Linked DNA regions of Homo sapiens: region 2 is linked to region 1. Evidence: chromatin loops called from intact Hi-C (ENCODE). Cell type or tissue: dorsolateral prefrontal cortex. All regions are shown on one strand. Each heading gives the region's core, and the rest is flanking DNA. Links, peaks and the distances in the headings are about the cores only.

Region 1 (5,379 bases), core at 314-5,313:
TGGGATTACAGGCATGAGCCACCGCACCTGGCCTAAGAATTTCTTTATAAAGCATCAGTTAACACATAAAATAATGCAGCATGAACCAAAGGTGAAGAAAAGCTGGGAATAAACTTTCTAGAGGTTGAGGAAGGAGCACTAGCAGAAAGAGAAATAATTTTGTACTTCCCTCTTTCCTCCCTACACATGAAGTGCCCTCAGCCCTTGACCACTGAGTGGACATTGAGTTGGATTCTCAATTGTCTTGAATCAGATCTGGCTCCCTCCCCCAACCCCCATAACAGTTCAATGAGGCATCCATTCCTTCAGCAAATATTTATTGAACATCTACTATGTGCAAAGTATTGTGTTAGGCCCAGTGATGAAGAAAGATGAAATAGATGTCTTTGCCCTCAGGAACCTATGAAGTAGGAGGTTAAGGAGGCAGTGATACAGACATCCACAGTACATGTACCTGGAGTTCAAGACCAACATAGTGAGACCCTGTCTCTATAAAAAATTTTTTTAAAAAGCTGGGCACGGAGGTTCACACCTGTAATCTCAGCACTTTGGGAGGCTGAGGCAGGCCGACTACTTGAGCCCAAGAGTTCGAGACCAGCCTGGACAGTATGGTGAAATCCTGTCTCTACAAATAGCACAAAAATTATCTGGGCGTGGTGGCACCTGCCTGTAGTCCTAGCTGCTGGTGGGTTAATTGGTGGGCGCACTGAGGCAGGAGGATTGCTTGAGCCTAAGAGGCAGAGGTGTCAGTGAGCCAAGATTGTGCCACCGCACTCCAGCCTGGGTGATAGAGTAAGACGCTGCCTCTAAATAAATAAATAGAAAAAAAATTTCACGTCATTTGGGGTGAACTTTCAAGGTAGATTTCAGTAGGTGGAGTTGGGGGATGGGACATTCTAGGCAAAGCCTCAGAGTCTGATTATAGGGAAAGGAGGTACACACAAGGGTGTCATTGGAGATCAGCCTGAAAAGGAAGCTAGATGTCTAAATATGGAAGACTTGGAATTCCAGGCTTAGATAAGGGATGCTGTGAGACAAACATACTCTCTCCTTAAATACTCTAGCCTTCCAGCTAGTCAGTAGTCACAGACAGCCAAGTATTTTAGGATCATCTGGTTCACTCATTCATGCATTTAATCAAAAATTTAGGCCGGGTGCGGTGGCTCATGCCTGTAATCCCAGAACTTTGGGAGGCTGAGGTGGGCAGATTACCTGAGGTCAGGAGTTTGAGACTAGCCTGGCCAACAAGGTGAAACCCCATCTCTACGAAAAATACAAAAATTAGCCGGGGGTGGTGGCAGGCGCCTGTAATCCCAGCTACTCGAGAGGCTGAGGCAGGAGAATGGCTTGAACTCAGGAGGTGGAGGTTGCAGTGAGCCCAGACTGCGCCATTGCACTCTAGCCTGGGTGACAGAGTGAGACTCCGTTGCAAATAAATAAATAAATTAAATTAAATTAAATAAAGTAAACAAATATACAAATGCACGCGCGCGTGTGTGTGTGTGTGTATGTATATTTTTAGAGACCAAATTTTGCCATGTTACCCAGGCTGGTCTTGAACTCCTGGGCTCAAGCGATCCTCCTGCCTCGGCCTCCCAAATTGTTGGAATTACAGGTGTGAGCCACCATGCATAGCATTAAAGAAATAGTTGGCCAGGTGCGGTGGCTCACGCCTGTAATCCCAGCACTTTGGGAAGCCGAGGTGGATGGATTACCTGAGGTCAGGACTTCAAGACTAGCCTGGCCAACAAGGTGAAACCCCATCTCTACTAAAAATACAAAAATTAGCTGGGCATGGTGGCAGGCGCCTGTAATCCCAGCTACTTGAGAGGCTGAGGCAGGAGAATCACTTGAACCCAGGAGGTGGAGGTTGCAGTGAGCCGAGATCACACCATTGCACTCCAGCCTGGGTGACAGAGCCAGACTCTGTCTCAAAAAAAAAAAAAATATGTATATATATATATATGTGTGTGTATATGTATATTTTTAGAGACCGAATTTTGCCATGTTGCCCAGGCTGGTCGTGAACTCCTGGGCTCAAGCAATCCTCTGGCCTCGGCCTCCCAAAGTGTTGGGATTACAGGTGTGAGCCACTATGCATAGCATTAAAGAAATAGTTGGCTGGGTGCGGTGGCTCACTCCTGTAATCCCAGCACTTTGGGAGGCCAAGGTGGGTGGTTCACGAGGTCAGGAGATGGAGACCATCCTGGCTAACACAGTGAAACCCTTTCTCTACTAAAAATAAAAAAAATTAGCTGGGCATGGTGGCGGGCGCCTGTAGTCCCACCTACTCGGGAGGCTGAGGCAGGAGAATGGCGTGAACCCGGGAGGTGGAGGTTGCAGTGAGCCGAGATCACGCCACTGCACTCCAGCCTGGGTGGTGACAGAGCGAGACTCCATCTCAAAAAAGAAAGGAAAGAAAGAAAGGGAGGGAGGGAGGGAAAGAAAGAAAAGAGAGAGAGAAAGAAAGAGGCTGGGCGCGGTGGCTCGCGCCTGTAATCCCAGCACTTTGGAAGGCCGATGCGGGCGGATCACGAGGTCAGGAGATCGAGACCATCCTGGCTAACACAGTGAAACCCCGTCTCTACTAAAAATACAAAAAATTAGCCGGGCGAGGTGGCGGGCGCCTGTAGTCCCAGCTACTCGGGAGGCTGAGGCAGGAGAATGGCGTGAACCCCGGGGGGCGGAGCCTGCAGTAAGCCGAGATCGCGCCACTGCACTCCAGCCTGGGCGACAGCGAGACTCCGTCAAAAAAAAAGAAGAAAAAGAAAGAGAGAGAGAGAGAGAGAAAGAGAGAGAGAAAGAAAAGAAAAGAAAGACGAAATAGTTAATGAGTGCCCTATATGTGCCAGATCAGTTGCTAGGTGCTAAGGATCCTGTGGTGAATTAGACGACAAACAGTCTCAGCCCTCAGGGAGCTTACGATTTAGTAAGGATGAGAGACACTGTACCATAACTTCAAGTGTGATGAGTATTACCAAAGGGTAGAGGAGGACCTATTAATTGGAGGCGGGGGGGGGGTCAAGGAAGGCTTTCCCCTGGGGAGTTTCAGCAGAAGCATGGGTAGGAGTGAGCCAGGCCAAAGGAGAGTGATGAAGGGTTATAATCTGGGAGGAAAGTCGGTTGGATGGCCCTGAGGCGAGATAACACATTAGAGGCGCTGAAAGAAATAGAAAGTGGCAGGGCTTTAGGGATAGGGGTATTTGATGAGGCTTTAATTGGGAGGACACCAAGGATAAAGGGCATTAATTTCCTTGTATTACTCTTCTCTTCCACTAGATGCCCTTCCGAGTACATCCTTCTGCTTCCCCCATTGCAGCCTTCTTAGAAATGCAGCAGCAGTCTCACCCATCAGGAGCAAAAGAAAATCAAAGACCAAAAGGAGAAAGCCTCAGAGCTTTTGCGACTGTGTGGTCTGGCTATAAATTTAGACTGTTGCTTGAAAGAAGCGAAAAACCTCCCCTTCATAGACTTCCTTCTTCCCATCCCCCCTGGCAGCCGCTTTGTTCCTCTAGCCTTGTAAAATTTTCTCTGTATAAAACAGGAACATCAGCCAAACATGTGGACTTCCCCACTTTCCATTCATTAGAAGAATGCATTATTTCAAAATCTCCTGGGAGCATTTAAATGCAAATTTTGTCAAGAAAGCAATTTGAGTCTTAGAGAAGCTCTCTAGCCACAACCTAAAGCAGAAGTTTCTTCTTTGATTTGTGTGTTTCTTAAAAGGAATCTCAACCCCTTGCCTTCTCCCTGCAACGCCCCCAGGTCTTCTCTGATTCTCACAGCGGACTCTTCCCCTTTTTGCCCCTGTTCTTTCTTCACCTTTGGCAAGCATCAGTCACACATCTTGAGGAACCTGCTCACAAAGTGGCGCGTGTAGCAGCCCCAGGTGGGAATGGAGGGACTTTTCTATGTAGTGTAATGGACATAAGGAGGCAGATGTCTGTGTGGGGGTGAGATGTCTGTGTGGAGGTGTTTGTATGCGTGATTTCTGTCTGGGCCTTCTTAGGCCTGCTGGTATAAAATAATATGGGAAATGCAGATGACTCAGCACTGACACAGTCAAGATCCCCAGAGTTAGCATTTCTATATTCTCTGCTGTTTACGAAAAATGTGCTTGTGCCATCAATCAGCAACTCATCCTGCATTTTCCGCTAAAAGCCTTTTACTGAAAAATGCATATACTTCAAACTTATTCCCCTTCTTTTTGTAAACTGAGCTCATTAGCAGCTGACACCAAACTGAGAACTAGTTTTGTTTGTTTGTTTGTTTTAGCACGGAGGATTAAACTGGAAGGAAATGAGCATTTGTCTAAGGATCCTCCCTGTCCTCTTTCAGGCCCTTCCCTGCATGATCTTCATGCCCACAACTTGGGCAGGCCAGCAAAACTTGATGGGAAAAGATATGATTAATGACTTGCTCACCTGATTTCTGATCAGGGTGTGGTGTGGAAACAACCAGCATGCACCTATTAGCGAAAAGCGTCATTTGTTTTACTTGTTACCAATGTGCTGAGCATTGACCAAAATACTTGGCACTACTCACAAGGTACAAAGACACCTTCCCTAGCCTGGGGTTAAGAAGTTTCTCCTTCAAACTCTTGAGAATGGGAACTGGAATGGAAGCCCAAGTCCCAATTTTGGTTGCTCAGTGTTGCATGAATTCTTTTTTTACTTGCTAATGTGCCCTTATTGTGAGATCAGCCAGTGTAACTTCTTACCCACAACCACCTCTCCAGACCTCCTGAAAAATCAAGCTAACAGGGGAGGATAACTGCTAAATGGGGGGTGGCGGGCACAACGTGTCACCTACATTGACCAGAGTTCTTCATTCACTGCTCATGGCTCCAGCGCACTCCATGAATATTGGGATTGAATGATACACAACCGAATGTTGGATCAAATGATGTTGGGAGCTCTGTCCTCAAAATGGCCCCTAATAAATCCCTACCCATATTTTCCAGTTTCCTTTCTTTACTCTTTCCTTTCCCCTGATGACAAAGAATAATTGGCTTCCCCTTTTCTTCCCTGACCAGCTATGCTCCAGAGTCCTTTCTTTGTTCCCTAACAGTCCTGGTTCCGTCTCAGGTTCCCACATTTCTCCCTTTTGATCTCTGTCTCTCTGTTCAGATGGCTGTCACAGTTTAATAATTCTGGAGGGTCTATCCCCTACAGATTTATGTCTCCCTGTCTCTCCTCTTATTCACCCCATGGTGCATTCAGAATCCCGTTTTCGTGCCTCCCTGGGTTGTCATTTCTCAGGCTCTGGCTCCTTGGCCTGGTTTACTTCATGGTGCTGGATCTGCCCCGTCACTTCTTGTTCAGCTTCTTCTGTTTCTGGAAAACCCTTTGTTCCCGGGCTTCTTTGTGGGCTCAGTGT
Region 2 (5,379 bases), core at 301-5,300, 250 kb after region 1:
AAACCCCCAAACATCTTGCTATCTGTATACTCAGTCCTCTGACTAACTGAAAAATATCAGAAAGAACTTAGTGAGGAAGAGTATTATTATGGGGAGAAAAAAAGCAAATGGCTTTTTTTTTTTTTTTTTTTTTTTGAGACAGAGTTTTGCTCTGTTGCCAAGACTGGAGTACAGTGGTGCAATCTCAGCTCACTGCAACCTCCACTTCCTGGGTTTGAGTGATTCTCGTGCCTCAGCCTCCTGAGTAGCTGGGACTACAGATGCATGCCACCACACCCAGCTAATTTTTGTATTTTTTAGTAGAGATGGGGTTTCACCATGTGGACCCAGCTGTTCTCAAACTCCTGACCTCAAGTGATCCTCCTGCCTCGGCCTCCCAAAGTGCTGGGATTACAGGTGTGAGTCACCATGCCTGGCCAAATGACATATTTTAATATGAGTCTAGACTGGTGATCTAAGAGTACTAGGGAAAAATATCTATGAAGTCTTAGTGAGCCAAAAGCTGTCCCCGAGCTGCCTCTATAGTTACGATGGGAATCGTGGCACTCGGATAAACCAAAGAGAAGCCAAAGTCTCAAATGACCTTCTGCACCCCACTCAGCACTGGCAGATTGAATTTGAATTCTTTGTTTAGCCTTGGATGCCGACACTAATGAGGAAAGTGGAGAACATGGAAAAGAAAAATAAATTACCTGAAGATGAATTTTGAAATAGATTAATATATAACTTGGCATAACCTATTTAATCTATTAAAATACATGTAGAGCCAGTAAATATAATTTCAGAGGCAAGTTGAAGAATTAAATGTTTCCCTGTAGCCTCAGGTGAGAGAAAAAATTTAAAAAGAGCTAAATGTTCTGTTTAGTTGAGGAAAGGATGAAAGAAGTTTGTCTTTCCTTTAGGAAAGAGCAGCCCGGTAACTGAATGTGACTGTGCTATTTCTTACCCTACCAAGCCAGTCCGGCACTTCTGTGTACCTCAAAAGATTCTGTGAAGCTTGCTGGGGTGGCAGGACTAAATGACCTCTAAATAAAATATTTCTGAATCCTAGGATTTGTTTTGTTTTGAGACAGAGTATTGCCGTGTCACCGAAGCTGGAGTGCAGTGGCACGATCTTGGCTTACTGCAACCTCCACCTCCCAGGTTCAAACGATACTCGTGTCTCAGCCTCCTGAGTAGCTGGGTCTACAGGCATGCACCACCACACCCAGATAATTTTTTGTATTTTTAGTAGAGATGGGGTTTCACCGTGTTGACCAGGCTTGTCTCAAACTCCTGATCCTGAAGTGAGCCACTGTGTCCTGCCTCTTTTTTTTTTTTTAAAGCAGTAAGATATAATGAAATGTAGAGATATTTTTAATAATTTTTCAAAAGATTTTAAAAGATATGAATTCTCTTTTGTATGTGCAAAGACTGTTTATACCCAGTCTTAGAATTAGCATAAAATTATCTCCTCCCCTTTACCCCATTACTTAACCTGTGGTTGTATGATTGAGTATGTAAAGCCTTCTCACTAGACTACCTCGGTGGCTTTCAGAGTAAAGCAGCAAAGGAACTGGCAGAGAACAAGAAGAAGATCGATGCTCTCCTGGATTGGGTAACTTCAGTAGGATCATCTGGTGGACAGCTGCTGACCAACCTTCCAGGAATGGAGCAGCTCTCGGGAGCTAGCTTGGAGAAAGGAGCCTTGGACACCACTGATGGTTACATGGGGGTGAATCAAGCCCCAGAGAAACTGGACAAGCAATGTGAGATGATGAAGGTAAGGGTGTTAGCTTATCCTCACTATGCTAGAGAAATCTCTCCTGCCCTGAGCAAGTAACCACAATCACCTTGCCCCTAAATCCAGTGAGCACTTCTCAGTTTGTATCTTCTTTGATGTCTCAGCAGCTTTGACACTGTTGGCCACTCCTCTTGAAATACTTTCTCCCTTGGTTTCCATAATACTACTCTGCCCTGACCATCTTTCTTACTTTCCTCTGGCCAGGTTTTCAAATACTGATGTTTCCAGGTGTATCCTAGGCCCTCTTTTTATCTTTCAGAACATACTTTCCTTGGGCAGTCTCATCTACTCACAACACTGTAATTGCCATTTGCACTAATGAATTCTGTGTATGCATTTCCTTCCAGCCCTGATTTCTGTCCCGAGCTTCAAAACGGTATATAAATCTGTCTGCCTATTTGCAACTTGGGCCCATAAGCACATCAGCCTGAAAATGGAACTCCTATTTCCTATGATACTCCTCCCACAATTAAACATTCTCTTTCCTTTATTCCCACTTCATTGTCTGAACTGGACATCATCCTAGATTCCATTCTCTCTCTCACTCTCCTATGTCAAATCAGTCATCAAATCTTATGGTAATTATATTTCTTTCAAAGTCAGCTATACTTCTTCATCTTTATTGAGATATTATTGTAGTTTAGAACCACTGTCTGCTTTCACTGTTATTATTATAGTAGCTTCTACTGGTCTTCTTGCCTCTTGGTTTTTACCTTCCAGTCCATTCTCCTTACTACTAAGGAATCTTTCTAAAATGCCATATCCTTGCTTAGCCCTTTTTATGGTTCCCTGTTGCCCTCAAGATTACCTGGTTAACTCTCCTCTCAGCCCCTACCCACTGGGATCTAGTCTACTTATTTGGCCTTATCTGTCACCTTCCTTTATACTTGAGCATCTGCTTATATTGATTCCTTTCAGTTTATTGGCTAAACTGTGCTCTCACTTTCCTCTGGGCCTTTACATGCTCTTGGAACTTACTTGCTTCTCCATTGCATAAAGTAACGGAGGGGGCCCAGCTATTTGTTAATTTTTACTCATTCTTCAGATCTCAGCTTAGAGTTCACTTCCTCTAGGAAGCCCTTAATTCACCACCACTCACCAAAGTTAGGGTATATATTCCCCCATATGCTCTTCTTTCTTTTCTTTTATTTATTTATTTATTTATTTTTTGAGACAGAGTCTTGCTCTGTTACCCAGGCTGGAGTGCAGTGGCACGATCCCAGCTCACCGCAACCTCCATCTCCTGGAGTCAAGCAATTCTCATGCATCAGCCTCCCAAGTAGCTAAGATTACAGGCATGTGCCACCATGCCTAGCTAAGTTTTGTATTTTTAGTAGAGATGGGGTTTCACTATGTTGGCCAGACTGGTCTCAAACTCCTGACCTCGGGTGATTTGCTCACCTCCCAAAGTGTTGGGATTACAGGTGCCCAGCCTATAAGTTCCTCTTATACCCTTTCCTACTTTGTAGCATTTCTCATTCGATATTGTTTTGTTGTCTGTATTGCCCTCTAGATGCTAGGCTTGAAAACGCACACTGTTTCTTACAGGCTGCCTGTTCTGTAACAAAACAAAACAAAAAAGCAGAAGTCACTTCTTACTGTTTATTTCTACTCATTTATTTATTCATTTAGTAATTACTGAATAGCTGCCATATGCCAGGAATTAGAAATAAGCCAGTGAGCCAACCAAGTAAACCATCTTCAAGGGCATCAACTGGCATATACAGGCACATTCTATTGAATGATTGAAAGAAGATTACATATTTAGGACACTTACAACACATGGATCATATATTTTAGTGGTGACACCTTTATAGAAAAAATATTGGCTTAGCTGGAATACTTGTGTTCAGTGGCCTTTGTGGACCATTGTCATATTTTATATTAATAGGATTTCTGCCTCTTGCATGACGCTTTTCGAAGGTCCATTATACTGTGTCCCCCAAAGCCCTGGTAGTCTTATAAGAGGACAGAGCAAAAATGGTTCTGCTGTCATAGGGCTCCTCTGACACCTTTTGCTGGCAGCAGTCAACCTAATGAAGTGGTATCTCCATTCTAGGAAGGAAACTGCCTTATAGGTAGATGAGTTGGAAGGTGAGAATGAAGGACACCTAGGTGATATACAGACAAGGTTGTAGTACCGCTCCCACTTCACTATCTAATTGAGCAAGATATATTTGTCATTCCAGCTTTCTTTTTTTCTTCTGCTTTTTTTTTTTTTTTTTTTTTTTTTGAGACGGAGTCTCACTCTGTCACCAGGCTGGAGTGCAGTGGCACAATCTCGGCTCACTGCAACCTCTGCCTCCCGGGTTCAAGCCATTCTCCTCCTCAGCTTCCTGAGTAGCTGGGATTACAGGTGCACGCCACCACACCCAGCTAATTTTTGTATTCTTAGTAGAGACGGGGTTTCACCATGTTGGCCAGCATGGTCTCGATCTCTTGGCCTCGTGATCCACCCGCCTTGGCCTCCCAAAGTGCTGGGATTATAGGCGTGAGCCACTGCGCCCAGCTTTTTTTTATTTTTTAAAGACATGAGGCCTCACTTTGCCACCCAGGCTGAAGTGCAGTGGTACGATCATAGCTCACTGTAACAGGTGTGGACTCACCATGCCTCATTAATTTTTTTTTAAGAGACAGTCTTGCTATGTTGTTGCTCAGGCTGGTCTCAAAAACCTAGCTTCAGTGATACTCCTGCATCAGCCTCCTAGTCACTCAGCTTTCTTGAAATGATGTGGGAAGCTGAGGCTATCAGGTTGTTGTTGATACAGGCTAAAACTAGACGATGATCTGTAGTCCTTCTCTAAGTAGTGGCATAAACAGTATAGGTAGTAAGGAACACTGACAACTCCCACTGTCTTCTAGATTCAGGAAGAACATCCCAATATATGTTTCAAAACAAAAACTCACAGCTCTCCTCAAAGAACTCATATTCCATTGGAATAGAAAGAAGGTCTATGTATAAGCACATAGACACAGTACATACAAATAAAAAGTACAAATTACTTATTATTACCCAGAAATACAGTTTAATCTCTAATTATTGAATTAATTTTCCATGGCTTTTCCTAGTAGGGACAGTCTTCATGGACACATGAGTGACATATTTCACAGTTAAGAACTTGCATTTTTTTTTTTTTTGAGATGGAGTCTCAAGTCTGTTGCCAGGCTGGAGTGCAGTGGCAGGGTCTTGGCTCACTGCAATCTCTGCCTCCCAGGTTCAAGCAATTCTCCTGCCTCAGCCTCCCAAGTAGCTGGGATTACAGGCACTTGCCACCATGCCCAGCTAATTTTTGTATTTTCTGTAGAGACAGGGTTTCACCATATTGGCCAGGATGGTCTCAATCTCTTGACCTTGTGATCTGCCAGCCTCGGCCTCCCAAAGTACTGGGATTACAGACATGAGCCACCATGCCTGGCCAAACTTACAATTTTTATATTGTCACATGTATGATTTATTCAGCTACCCTTCCACTAATGTAGATGATTATTAGTTGTCCATTTGTACAGTTTAGCGAAGAGAGTCAGGTTTGAGTTGCAGTTCTGTTCGTTAACAAACTGCATGACCTTAGTCAAGATATATAACGTCTTTTTGGTAT

Evidence for each region. A loop is a pair of places that touch in the nucleus more often than their neighbours do. Peaks named below come from ENCODE experiments on the same cell type or tissue, not always from the same donor. Only the 100,000 strongest peaks of a DNase experiment are listed, where the experiment ranks them.
Region 2: it touches region 1 in a loop (4-fold over the local background); 4 of 110 quality-filtered maps call a loop at or near these places.

The regions. Positions count from the first base shown.
Region 1 is chr1:39,099,424-39,104,802 of GRCh38, forward strand. It overlaps a transcript of MACF1 not described here. Among named protein-coding and RNA genes, the nearest start is that of NDUFS5, 76 kb to the left of the region's middle. RefSeq lists enhancers at 3,279-3,328, 3,349-3,458, 3,572-4,127. In dorsolateral prefrontal cortex, for the core only: CTCF peaks have their summits at 3,292 and 3,496; a DNase peak (open chromatin) is centred at 3,461; H3K4me3 peaks cover 246 bases; H3K27ac peaks cover 3,718 bases.
Region 2 is chr1:39,351,470-39,356,848 of GRCh38, forward strand. MACF1 (microtubule actin crosslinking factor 1) reads left to right here. Exons shown (of 101, transcript NM_001394062.1): 44 at 1,538-1,762. Among named protein-coding and RNA genes, the nearest start is that of BMP8A, 140 kb to the right of the region's middle. In dorsolateral prefrontal cortex, for the core only: a CTCF peak has its summit at 3,293; no DNase peak of the experiment used is centred there; H3K27ac peaks cover 531 bases.